4 separate regions of the Homo sapiens genome follow, and all the other regions are linked to region 1. Evidence: chromatin contacts called from ENCODE Hi-C or POLR2A ChIA-PET data. All regions are on one chromosome and are shown on one strand. The core of a region is the stretch at or near the end of the contact, and the rest is flanking DNA. Distances in the headings are between cores, read along the strand shown.

Region 1 (3,020 bases), core at 174-2,673:
TTCCCATTCATACTTAAGTATTTCTCTGGGCTCTATTTTGTTCCAGTAATCATTCTGTCTCTTCATGTACTAATATAATTTTGTCTCAAATACTGCAGGATCATAATACATTACTAGTTTCTATTAGGGCTATCCTCACATAGCTTCCATAAAATAAAGTTTGTTTGTTTGTTTATTCATTTTTAAAAAGGACCCTGGTTATGCCTCAAAGAAAAGACATAGTGATAATGATCTAGCATTATATTTTACAAAATCTACTCCACATATATTTTTTAGGTTTCTGCTCATATATATGAGCAAAATCATGCAGTGTATATAAGTCATTTCCTCCTGGGTCATCATATGTTCCTGATCTGGGGCACACTGTGATTTGAACCTAGTTATTGGTGTAGTGGCAACGGGGGCAGTTGTTGTAGTCTTGTGGAAAATGAGCATCCCCTCGGAACATTGCTATCCCAGCGGAGGTTACTGCAGGGCTTTCAACCAAAGAAAGCGTGGTCTCCCCAAACACAGAAGAACAAGCAAGGGAGGCTCAGAGTGACGTGGGTGTGTTTAGAATCAGTTCTAACCTGATGCCTCACTCCAAGTTTCAGTGTCTCATGCTTTCCCATTTGATTTCCTATCTTTTACATCAGAAATTTGGCAAGGCTGTGAATCCAACTGAAATTGTAATTCTGCAAGCCTCCCAATTAAATTTTATGTTTGATTTTTATCAATATCAGCCTGTGGCCATAATAAATAAAAGATTATTTTTGGGCTGCCCTAGAAATGTCTAGTTTGCCACTCATGACTTGAACTGAAAATTAAAGGAATTTTAGCCTGTCATTTGCTTTCTGTAAATGCTACAGTACACTCCAGAGGATCCATCCAACATCATAGTCCTTGCTTTAGTTTGCACTTCATCACAATTACCATAGTTTGATTAATTGCAAAGCTATTACCTGCCATGGATTATTAGTATCAATTTCCCACTGGCAAAGAAATTGTCTCTGCACTGAAGCCTAAAATCATGATCAAACTAGTACCAAATCTCATGTGTGAGGGTCTGTCTTTTAGGACCACTACTGGTATCAATTCTGTAAGGTCTAGTCAGGAGATAGCTACACACCAGTAATTTGAACAGAAAAAATGTAATATACAGAATTATGAGCTAGTAAAATGCAATTAACTACTAAAAGAGAACTAGAGAATATAGAGAAGAAGCTCCTACCTCTAGAATGGAGAGAACATAACATAAAGAATTAAGAACATGAAAGAAGGTCCCTCCTCCAAGGCTGAATTCAGCCCTCAGTGGGTATCTTGTGGCTGACACAGAAACATGTAGCCTCTCAGTGGTAAAGAAACTTGTCAGAAAGTTTGGCCAGAGCTGGTCTGTAGGAACAGCTTGCTAGGTGGTTGAGACACTCTAGAAGGTGCAGGCAAGCTGCAGCTGGTTTGCAGGAACTGAAACTGGGTGGCTAAGTTCACTGGAGCGAGCTGGTGGGCTGAGCTGGAGAGCAGGACATGGCCAGCTGGGGTACCAGGGGACTGGAGCTGACTTATAAGAAACAACCTGCAGGCAGCTGAGGGGTCACAGCTGGTCTACAGGAAGTGGTCTGCTGGGTGCAGGAGAAACTCACTAGAGAGTGAACGACTTGGGCCTCCTGTCTGCCTGTTTGCTGACAGCTGTACCATAAGAGAGTAAGAGCACCATAACTGAAGATAAGCCTCTTCCTCTGCTATGACCTTACAGCAACACCCCAGTACCCTCTATTGACAATTAGGCTAACACTTCGGCAGTTGGGAAAGGAGAAATGTTTACAGGGTCCAGTCCCGCTACCACCAATAGAGCAAAGATGGATGCATTTGGAGCTGAGAGGAAATGGGTTGATAACTGGCACAACTAGTATGGATTATGTTTGCCAGTTTCAGGATCTCTATTCTGATGGTCTGGAGATCTCTTATATTTGATGATCATCCACTGTTAATAAGGGAAACACCCAAACCCTTTAACCAACGTGGTGCTTCATTTTCTCGGGTTTCCTGTGCCTCTCCACGTAAGGGCCTTTAAAATCTACAATGTCAGCAGCTTCAGTGCTCAGACTCATGGTCCATTTGCAAGGACAGCTGGTGAAATAAATAACATCTTTGTGGAAAAAGACAGAAAATAATGAAATAATATAAATCAAAACAAAGAGATCACCATAACCAGAGAATGGGATGCTAAGTGAGAGTCCGTTTCCTTGAGTGCTAGCTGGAAGCCAGCATGTAAGGAAGACTGAACTGAACTCATAATGTCCCCAGGACACTGTGAGTGGAGTGATGAACATAAATTATTTTCTTCAGTTCCTGTGATGAGAAATATGACTCCTAGTTAAGATAGTTGGCAAAATTCAAGATATCAACTATGGATTGTGCCTGTTTTAACGGTAAAGCAGCACTTGCCATTAATACAGCGGATGTTGGCCAGGCACAATGGCTCACACCTGAAATCCCAGCGCTTTGGGAGGCTGAGGTGGGAGGATCACCTGAGGTCAGGAGTTAGAGGCCAGACTGGCCAACATGGTGAAATCCTGTCTCTACTAAAAATACAAAAATTAACCGGGCATGGTGGCACACACCTGTAGATTCAGCTACTTAGGAGTCTGAGGCACAAGAATCGCTTGAGCTTGGGAGGCTCAGTGAGTTGAGACCACACCACTGCACTCCAGCCTGGGTGACAGAGCGAGACTCCGTCTCAAAAAAAAAAAAAAAAATACAGTGGATCTCAGAATAGGAAACCCCGTCTCCCAGACTAGCAGTGTCAACGTCACCCAGGAACTTACCAGAAATGCAAATTCTCAGACCCCACCCACACTTACTGAATCAGAGACTCTGGAGCTGGAGTCCAGCAATCAGTGTTTTAATAAGCCCACCAGGTGATTCTGATGTGTATTAATATTTGAGAACCACCGGTTTAGAGAGATATAAATTTAAGACTTGGTTTTTGGCAAACCATTTAATCTGTGCCTCAGTTTCATCATCTGTGACGGCTGCACCTT
Region 2 (2,862 bases), core at 363-2,862, 1.9 Mb before region 1:
CCCACCTTCCAACCTTTCTAGATTAGTCATTTGTTTGGCAAATGTTTGAATGACAGTGATGTGCCAAGTGTAGTATTCCAGGCCCTAGGGAATCAAAAACCATGAGTAAGATAAAGTCCATTAAGAGGAGGGGCTTATAAACAATATTCAGACAAAAGATCCAGAAGTCATAAGGTCACTTGTCTTTATGCCAGTAAAGTAACTAAATAAGCATTGTATTTGTGAAGTATGTGCACCTAGTACACAAGAAAACCCAGAGAGTAATCATTTATGTGCTCTAAAGGCAGAAAGTAGTCGATCTTTAAACTATTTTGTCTTCTATTTTGGATTTCTTTTCTATTTTTGCTCATTTTAATTTTATTAAACCTATCTAATGAAATATTTTGATCTCAAACTAGAATTAACAAGTATAGAACAAAATATTTTTATGTATTCATATATGTCTTAGGCCATTTAGGCAGCTATAACAGAATGTTTTAGACTGGGTGGCTTATAAATAAAATTCCAGAGAATTTTATTTCTCTGGAGGCCCAGAAGTTCAAGACCAAGATGCCGTAGATTTGGTGTCTGGTGACAGCCTGCTTTTTGATTCATAGATGGTGCCTTCTAACTGGGTCCTCCCATGTTGGAAGGGGCAAACAAGCGCCCTTGGGTCTCTTAACTAATCTCATTCAGGAGGATTCTGCCCCCAGGACCTAATAATCTCACAAAGGCACCACTTTTTGATACCATCATCTTGGGGGTGAGGATTTCAACCTACAAATTTCAGGGGGATACAAACATTCAGACCCTTCATTATATTTGGTTAAAATGCTGTTAAAAAAAAAAAAAGGTTACTGTATGATGGGAGTGTGATAGAAACAGAAAGCCCATCGGCTGTGAAACCAGAGTTTTTAATCATTTCTGTCATTTCCTGGGTGTCTCTGGTAGCATCCTTAAACTAGGGTGGTGAAGTATGGCTTATGGCTTATGCCTGGGCTCTCAGAGGAATTGTGTGCTTGGCTTCCCTAGGGCCTGTGAGCCTGGGGCAGGACGTGGGTGGTATGAGAGTTTGGACTTAGGCCGGCAGCTGGTAGGGAACATCTATCCTTGCACTCCTGAGATCATTCCCCTGCCAGAGAAGACACAGCTCCTGTTTTGGTCTGATGAATTAAGCTAATTGTGGTGCTTAAACTTAAAAAAAAAAAAAAAAAAAAAAAAAAAAACAGTGACAATTGTTAATTAACTGCAATAAACTGATGATGGGCTGGAAAAATACTAAGTGAAGGGGCAGGGGCCTTTTCCTGGGTAATAGGGGAAAGCTACCTCTGATTTTATAAACTTCGATGATTACTGTGTTGATTTCTGTCCTTACAAATCTGTTAGAGCAGCAAACTCAAAAAGAAATTATCTTACATTGTGTGCATTTTTTTGTGTTGGGAAATGGTGTTCCTTAGAAGCGTGGCACTGTCACTGTGACTTCTACACATTTTTTTATACATGGTACACAGAAACATGTGGGAAGACTTGAGTTGAAGATGTGACTGCTTTCTGAGGTCACATTGGTGGCTTACATGTCCCAAGCCAGGCTCTAGAGTCCTCTGAAGATGTGTACGTTGAGTGGCCACTAGATGGCAACCTGTGGTTCTGGACAGGGTGACTCAGCAGCCTGTTTCACTATTGGGGGCCAGTCCAGGGGCTTTGTGTGTTCAAGACACCCTTTAAAGCAGATTAAACTCTGTATTGGCAACATTAGCTCCCAACCCCAGGTTTTTAATGGGTACCAGAGTTAGTAATATTACTTGTGTTTTTTATGTTTAAAGCACAAGAACTGTTCATTTCCTGCATTTCAGACAGGATCTCTGAGCATCTTTCAAACATAGGGACATCTTTTTGCCAGGATGTTGGGCTTGCTCCCAGGCATGCTGCAGAACTTCACATTTCTTCTCATAGCTCTGCCTAGAGTTTACAGCTAACTTTATTTTCTTTTAACTATGGGGTAGTTATCTAAATGAGTGCTTCCTGCTCTTGAATCTGTTAAAACAAACAACCGCTCTTCTTCTTCGTAGACAGGACTAAACTAAACTACCAGTCAAATCTATGGCTTTGGTCCTTGACCCTCTTTCCGGTGAAGAACAGGGACCTCGACCTTATGTTTTTGGGTTACCCAGTTTCCCTCCTCTTTGACCCTCTCCGATTATTATTAATATTATATTATTATATACACACCATTAAAAAAATCTAACCCTACAGTAGAAAATCTAACCCTATAGTGCGAATTCAGCCCTGCCTCCCAAACTTACTCCTGTTTACTGCTTTCTTGTGTATCTTTCTAGTCCCTGTGACCCCCTCATTGGGATTCTGGCACTAGATCTCTAACTGGCTCTCAATATCTCTTTTCCTTCCCACCAGTCCTTCTCCATGGAGATCAAGAGTGAGCTTGTCAAGATGCAGCCCTGATCGTGGTCTTTCTCATAGTGGCAGGTGGCCTCCATTGTTCCTAGGATGTAATTTTAAAAACCCTCACTGTGGACTACAAAAGCCTTTTATGAGACTGACCCCATGTTCCTCTCAGCATCATCTTATACCTCTTTCCCACTTCCTCTATCCACTCCAGCGACAGTGGCTGTCTTTTAAGTCTGTTGGACTTACCATACTCCCATCTGCTTCTGGGCCTTTGCCTATGCTGTTCCTAATAGACAGAGAGCCTTTCCCACCTCTCCAAAATATCTAGTTCCTGCTTATCTCTCAACTCTCTTAGCTTATGTGTCATTCTCTTGAAGAAGTCTTTTCCGACTCTAAAATAGCCTAATTTTAATCTTTTTTATTTTCCACATTAGGAAGAAATAAGGGGCTTTCTAAATTGTTCTGTTTCATAGAAAT
Region 3 (3,244 bases), core at 374-2,873, 1.0 Mb before region 1:
ACTATAAAAAGAACAGATTCCAACTAGAGATATGTTTGGAAGACTCTTGAGAAAGGTGAAGGGACAACAAACTGGTATTCACTCTCCAATTTCAACAAGATCCTATGAATATCTGCAAGATGATGACTAGGTGCTAGGGTTTATTGGTAAATTTTACTCAACTTCTTCTTCCCACCAAAACCACCTTAATCACACCCGAAACCACACCCTACATCAGATCCTATCATTCCCCTGTTAAAACACACACACACACACACAACAAACAAACAAAACACTTGAACAGCTTTCCATCATTCTTAGCACAAAGTATAAACTCTTTCACAAATACAAAAATTAACCAGGCATGGTGGTGCATGCCTGTAATCCCAACTACCCGGGAGGCCGAGACGAGAATAGTTTGAACTTGGGAGGTGGAGGCTGCAGTGAGCCAAGATCGTGCCACTATACTCCAGTCTGGGCAACAGAGCGAGACTCCATCTCAAAAACAAAACAAAACAAAAAAACTCTTCCAGGGTTTCCTGCATGGTCTGGCCCCAAGCCATTCTCATCTCAGGCCACTCTGCTCCTTAAGTTCCATTTCTGGGAGTCCTTAAACAGGTAAAGCCCTTTCCTGTTTTATCTTGGGGCTCTGGACGAGTTGTTCTTTCTGTTTACAAAGCCACACCCCACCAGAGCTGCCTGTCTTGATCTGTTAACCAAGTGTAGGCTATTTTTTGGTTTCCCTTCCTGCTCCACCCCCAACACCTGGGGAAAGGCTAGGTAGCATGTTGTTTGAGGGGCTCTGCCTTCAGGCTGCTTGAGTTCAAATCCTGGATCTACCACTGGCTAGCTGCTCTGTGACTTTGGGCAAGTTACATAACATAATTATTTCCCCATCTATAATTTGGAGATGATTAAATATATTTTGAGGATTAGATTTGTTAGCAGATGGTAAGTACGTGAAACAGCAATAGAAGTTCTCCTTTTAGCATATACTCCAATTTTCTTCTACTTATTTGTTTGCCAAGTTTGAGCCTGTTACCTTGAGATTGCTATGGTTGCCTTCTCAACCTCCCCAACTCCTACCCTCCAGCTGATTATGGTCTACTTATTGGACTCTGTAAATGAATAAAGAGGGAGCATGAGGAAAGGAGGTAGTCCTTCTAGCTTTAGGAGAGGCCACGGGAGTGAGCTTGTTGAACAAGACATGGTCGTGGCTTCTCTTTAAGCTTACGGTTTAGGCGGACACAGATGATGAACACACACCGGATTAGTGTGGCTTTAAGAAAGGGAATCCCAGGGCCTTAGGCCAACCCTGGAGTAACCTCGATGCCCTCTCCAGAAGGGCACCCGAGGAAGGGTCTAGGGCCCAAGAGCACCAAAATCACCAACGCCGGGGATTGGTAGGTAGCCTGAAAAATCTAATTCAGAGAAGGATGCTCCGCGCGCAGACATGGCTTATCCCCGTGCTACTGCATGAGCCACACCTAGGCCGGCCCCGGACACCGACAGCCAATGGCCGGGCCCGTCCCGCCCCATCCGGGATTGGCTGTGCGTGCCGCGGCCCTCCACCCCGCCCCGCTCAGGATCTTCCCGGGATTGGCTGAGCTACCCGACCTCTCCAGGGGATCGGCTGCGCGCCCCGCCCTTGCCCAGAGTCTTCCCGGGATTGGCTGCGGGCCTCGCGACCCTCCTGCTTCCCTCCCCGCCCCGCGCCGCCTCTCTGGTTTGTGCGCCCGTCGCAGGTCGCAGGCCTCTTTGTCAGCTGGAGTTGCGCGGTGAGTGCATCTCCAGTCTTCGGCTTTCGGTCTCCCGCGGGGAGGGCGCCCGGCCGGCCCGTGGGTCCGATCAGGGGCTGGGCTCGCCCGGTGTCCCCACGAGCTTTGCCCGCCTCGAGCTCCTCTGCTCCCGGCGGCCAGAACGGAGGGGTAGAGCAGCCCTCGGCGGCCCGGGGGGCGGGCGGCGGTGCCCGTCCCGGGGCTGCGCGAGGCACAGGCGCCGCGCCCAGCGGAACAGCCGGAGGTTCCCGGCGCAGGTCTGGGCACCGTAACAATTTTGCGCTTTGCTTCCCCAGGGCTGACGCGCCACTATGTAGCGGGTTTCGGGCGGGCCACGCGTGCGGGACAGGAACCCAACCCCAGCCGACCTTGAGCTCCAGGAGTTCGTCTCTTACGTCTGCGGAAGTGCAGCTGCCTCAGTTCTTAGCGCAGGTATGTTCCTAGCCTTGAGCGGGGTGGGGGAAGGAATGAGTCAGCCTGGAGCACGTGGCCAGTGGGACCGGAGGGTTCCCCGGCGTCTGTTTGTCGCCAAGGTCCGAATCCGGCTCCCCTTAACTGGAAGGAAACATCCATGTAGGGGCTCACCAAACAAAACAGCTGTGTTTCTAGTGTGGTTTCAGACTTAGAGAAGCAGAGATCCACGAGGTATTGAGAGCAACGCGGAAAATAGTAGTGAACCCTGTAAAAATCAAAGAAAAAAAATCACAAAGCACCCTTTCCTGTGCCCTTTTAAGGTTGACCCAGTGCTTTAAGAGGCTAACACAGAAGGGTAAAGTAAGTCTCCATAAAACCCAGAGAAGAGACTGGAAAGCTCCTCTTTGGATCCTGTCTGGAGTCACAACTGAACCAGAAAAAGTTTCGTTACAACTTGAGCGCCTTTGTGATTTTCTTTACAGTTTATAGAACAAGCAATACATTTCAGTTTTCTTTGGTTAAAACGTCATTTTAAAACTTTTCTTTCTATAGGTTGACAACTACAGGCACAAGCCATTGAAGCTGGAATGTCCTGTTGCTGGTATTTCAATTGACTTAAGCCAACTATCCCTTCAGTTACAATAGGAAAGTGCCTCTAATAAGGCCAAATATGCGTACTAACTTGTAGCAACCACGTGTCCGTGCAGTGCCACAGGAGCTAGAGCAGTGACAATGCTGGTGGCAACAGGGCAGTGTAGCAGGTGCTTCATGTTCACCTTTTCAACCTTTTCATTTAATTGTCACAACTCGGAGGTGGATTCTGTTAGGGACAGGCTGCCCCAGGACCACTCCGCCCCCGCTAACTCAATGCAGCTGACCCTTACCCTGAATACTCTGCAGCTGCATTCCTGAACCGTTATCTAGGCGCTATAGCAAGGTCACCAGACTTGCTACACCGAAGCCCTCTGGGTGGCACGGGGGAGGTCATGAGAAACGTGGATTACACCCCCTTGTAAATTCCTATTTTCACAAGATAATATATTGTAAGCCGGTCATGAGATTATATGTGGTAA
Region 4 (3,098 bases), core at 525-3,024, 1.9 Mb before region 1:
GAGTAAGGGCGGATATTCTTACTGCTAGATCTGCCCAACAAGCAATCCCCTATCTCAGAGTCCAGAGGTACCTACCCATCACTGTGGGGCCCCGCTGAGGTACTGTCATGATAAAGGTGATCAATAAGGATGTTCTATGAGAGATTCTTGTCTTGCGAAAGAACCTGAAGCAAATAATAAATAACTTCAGGTACAGTTCTGAGATTCCATAAAGTGATTCATAAATGTTTGAATGATAAAAATATTATATAAATAGTATTATAAGGATGTAATTTATTAAAGAGAAATTAGCGATTAAGATGGAGGGAGCATTTTACCATGGGAGTGCTGTGGGACACAGAAACTGGTTTGTCTGAGCCCCTTCCAAATAGCATAACATTTGTGTCCTGATTTAAAATCTAAATTTCAGAGCCTGGAAACCCAAAAGCCTGGGCTGTAGAAATCTAAAACCAAAAAGACCGTGCGTTCTGTTACCTGTGATTTGTGGTGTCACCTACTCTTTGAGGCTCCCAGATGGCCCAGGGCCTTAGGATATGGGGATGCCTTGTAGGTGTGTTGTTGTTGGAGTTGGTGGCTGGGATGAGGGTGGAGGCAGGGTAGGGTGGGGGTGGGTTGGGGTGGGGGGAATCCTCCGTTAATATCTCGAAATATTGTTCTGTTACCATAATGCGGTGTGATAAGTTAGCTTCAAGTATTGAAAAATCAGGGCAGGACTCATGGAAATGGTGCGAATTCTTGACTTAGGGTCAGAAGAATTCACCAAAATTAACGTCTCCCTCTGCCAAATAACAGCCAGTTTCAATTTCTGGACGGCCTCTCCGCGGGAGTGACAGGTTTTCTTAGATGCCGCCGGGGGTCTTTCACGGGCTGGTGGTCTGCCCCCTGGACTCGTCCATGTGTTAGGCTCAGTCCGCAGCTCAGAGCGCGGCCCTGTATTTCTGTCTGATGTCTGGGGCATACAGATGTGTGTGACGGACAATGCTCGTGGCATTCGAAGCCTCTTTAACAGACATTAGTGACTAGAGGAAAGAAGTGTGCGAACTCTGCGAAACAAGTATGCGGACTCTGGAAAAGAAGTACATTTCGAAAGTGGGGAGAGGATGGATCTTCGTAGGAGAAATGGAAATTTGCTCCCCACCAGAAGGTTTGCTGGAAATTAAGACGCGGCAATTCTTAATCCAGTTTCCTGCGGTAGGAAGCAGCTGACAAGAGAAGTCCCAGTCCGAGTTCGGCGCGAACTGGACAAGTGTCGTGGGACAAGTGGCGGGAGACCCGGCCGCGTCGCGCCGGGCGCTAGGGACGGACGCATTTCCCTACTTCCAGCAGCTGGTACGAGCCGCCCCCAACTGCGCTGCGCTGCTCTATTCTTTGGGAAACACTTCGCGTGCTTTGTTTCAGACGCCGACCCATCTTTCTTGGTGGGTCTCCAGCTCCACCAATCCCGCCCGCCACTGGGCGGGGTTTCAGGGTCAAGGTGGACCAATTTCCCAGCTTCGCCCCTACACGCGCTCTCGGACCCCTGGGGGTGACTGACAGCAGCCGGGCCCAACCCGCTGCTCCGGAGCATGGCCTCCGCCAGGGGCGTTACGGAGACAAGGCCCCAGGACCAATCGTATTGGCCAGTGGGGGGCGGGGCCTCGTTGCCAGCTCCAGACCGGCGCTATGGGCACTCCTTTTGTCAAATGAGAGACGCAGCAGGGCGGCCCCTGAGCCGCGGTTTAGCCAATGGAGAAGGCGAGATGGGCGGGCTGGGAGTGCCCGGCGGCGGGTCCTCAGCTTCGAGCCGAGGTGCAGTGAGCTGGTGGGGGGACCGCGAGGCGAGCGCGGGAGCCTGGGCGGCGAGCCGGGTGTGAGCTGCCTGAAAATGCACTCGGATGCCGCCGCTGTCAGTGAGTAGCAGAGAGCCAGCCAGCGGGCCGGGGCCGGGCGGCTGCCAAACTCGCCACTCGGCTCCCGCAGTCCCCGCCCCACGCCTCGGGTCCCGAAACGCGCCGGGAGCCCCTGCCTGGGAACCACCCCTTCCCCTCCCGGGGCCGGGGCGGGCGGTGACGCTGCGGGCGGCGTGGGGCGGGGGCGGGCGTGGGGGGAAGGGACCGGCCTGCGGGGAGGGCGGAGGTGAGGGGGGTGGGGACTGGCTCTCTTTCAGTGTTGGGGGAAGGGAGGGCTGGACGTGCGATGAAGGGCCGAGATCGGAGTGTCCGGGGTGCATGGAGGTGGAGGCAGCGTTGGGCTGTAGCGGGCAGGGCCGGGGATGTGGGGGGGTGGCACCGGCGGGGAGAGGGAGGGAGCGAGCGAGCGAGCGGGGCACAAGGGTGAGGATTTCCAAAGGGCTGAGTGGTGCGGGCGGCTCCGTGAGAAAGGCGGGTGAGTGCGAGGGGGGCGCGGGGGCGGGGACAATGGGAAGAAGGGCTGGTTGGCGGGGGGGTGGGGGGGGGGCGGCGAACAATGGGGTGGGGGAATGGGGGCAGCGGCCGAGCGGGGCAGGAGGGCGGGCGACTGGACGAGGGCTGATGTAACGGGAAAGCGAGGTGGTGGGAGGGACTGGGGTGTAATGGTAGTTGGGGAGTCCTGCGGGGCGGGAGGGGCGTTGGAAGGGCGGTGGGTAACGGAGAGTGGTGGGAGTGGAAGATGTTGGGGTAAAGAGATGGGGCAGGTGTGGAAGGGTAGGGCGATTGGGAGGAAGAGGAGAAAAAGGTGGGTAGGATTTGGGGTGGCAGAGTGGGGGCAGGGGTGGAGAATATGAAATGGGGGTGAGGAGCTAGTCGGGGAGGAAGGGGAGGTGGGGCGGAGTTGGGCAGGAGGACTGTCACGTCCAGATTCGGTCCGGAGCCGGGCTAAGGGGGTGTCAGACTGTGCTTAGGGGAGGTACTTCCTCTCCCTGTCGAGGCAGGGTCCCTTGAAGGGGGGAGTCCAAGCTTCGGGGTGCGGAGAGAGGAGGGGGCGGGGCTGAGGTGGAGGAGACGGGGTAAGTGCCCTAAGGTTGGAACTGGCCGTGGTTCCCCCCGGACGGCGGGAAGCGAGGTCAGCGCTGGCGCGGGCTCCGGCAGCGGGACTAGGAGGCGGGGCAGGGGTGCGGGCTGCGGGGTTTCAGCAGCGGG

What was found. A loop is a pair of places that touch in the nucleus more often than their neighbours do. ChIA-PET counts read pairs that join two places held with the same protein, here RNA polymerase II (POLR2A). Pooled maps may share reads with other maps.
Region 2: a pooled map shows a loop between it and region 1 (3-fold over the local background). The contact joins two enhancer-like sites. A Hi-C loop is called at or near these places in 2 of 37 single-sample maps with no recorded cell type and 2 of 50 pooled maps.
Region 3: a loop to region 1 is called in a map of B cell, with 14 times the contacts of the local background. The contact joins the promoter of DANCR here to the enhancer-like site in region 1. A Hi-C loop is called at or near these places in 2 of 168 maps with a recorded cell type or tissue (B cell and OCI-LY7), 5 of 37 single-sample maps with no recorded cell type and 5 of 50 pooled maps. POLR2A ChIA-PET finds 5 or more read pairs at or near these places in 1 of 52 experiments (activated B cell).
Region 4: a map of OCI-LY7 shows a loop between it and region 1 (9-fold over the local background). The contact joins the promoter of DCUN1D4 here to the enhancer-like site in region 1. A Hi-C loop is called at or near these places in 1 of 168 maps with a recorded cell type or tissue (OCI-LY7), 1 of 37 single-sample maps with no recorded cell type and 4 of 50 pooled maps.

The regions. Positions count from the first base shown.
Region 1 is chr4:53,747,013-53,750,032 of GRCh38, forward strand. No RefSeq gene overlaps it. Among named protein-coding and RNA genes, the nearest start is that of LNX1-AS2, 160 kb to the left of the region's middle. RefSeq lists enhancers at 1,336-1,545, 1,596-1,645. Within about 2 kb of position 1,424, at least 5 of the 41 ENCODE cell types and tissues checked have a DNase peak (open chromatin) inside an H3K27ac peak, as active enhancers do; they include B cell and OCI-LY7, where a contact is called at or near this core.
Region 2 is chr4:51,894,384-51,897,245 of GRCh38, forward strand. The region is part of intron 7 of DCUN1D4 (defective in cullin neddylation 1 domain containing 4); the gene reads left to right. Among named protein-coding and RNA genes, the nearest start is that of DCUN1D4, 53 kb to the left of the region's middle. Within about 2 kb of position 1,613, at least 14 of the 41 ENCODE cell types and tissues checked have a DNase peak (open chromatin) inside an H3K27ac peak, as active enhancers do.
Region 3 is chr4:52,710,771-52,714,014 of GRCh38, forward strand. DANCR (differentiation antagonizing non-protein coding RNA) reads left to right here and starts at 1,624. Exons shown (of 5, transcript NR_145129.1): 1 at 1,624-1,757; 2 at 2,054-2,189; 3 at 2,724-2,772. MIR4449 (microRNA 4449) reads left to right here and starts at 1,912; the gene lies at 1,912-1,977. It overlaps SNORA26 (small nucleolar RNA, H/ACA box 26), which reads left to right and starts at 2,479; the gene lies at 2,479-2,600. RefSeq lists silencers at 1,430-2,263, 1,438-2,007 and an enhancer at 2,258-2,307.
Region 4 is chr4:51,841,379-51,844,476 of GRCh38, forward strand. It overlaps DCUN1D4 (defective in cullin neddylation 1 domain containing 4), which reads left to right and starts at 1,775. Exons shown (of 11, transcript NM_001040402.3): 1 at 1,775-1,889. The coding sequence starts at 1,865. RefSeq lists silencers at 1,503-1,652, 1,663-1,712, 1,803-2,152, 2,253-2,332, 2,883-3,002.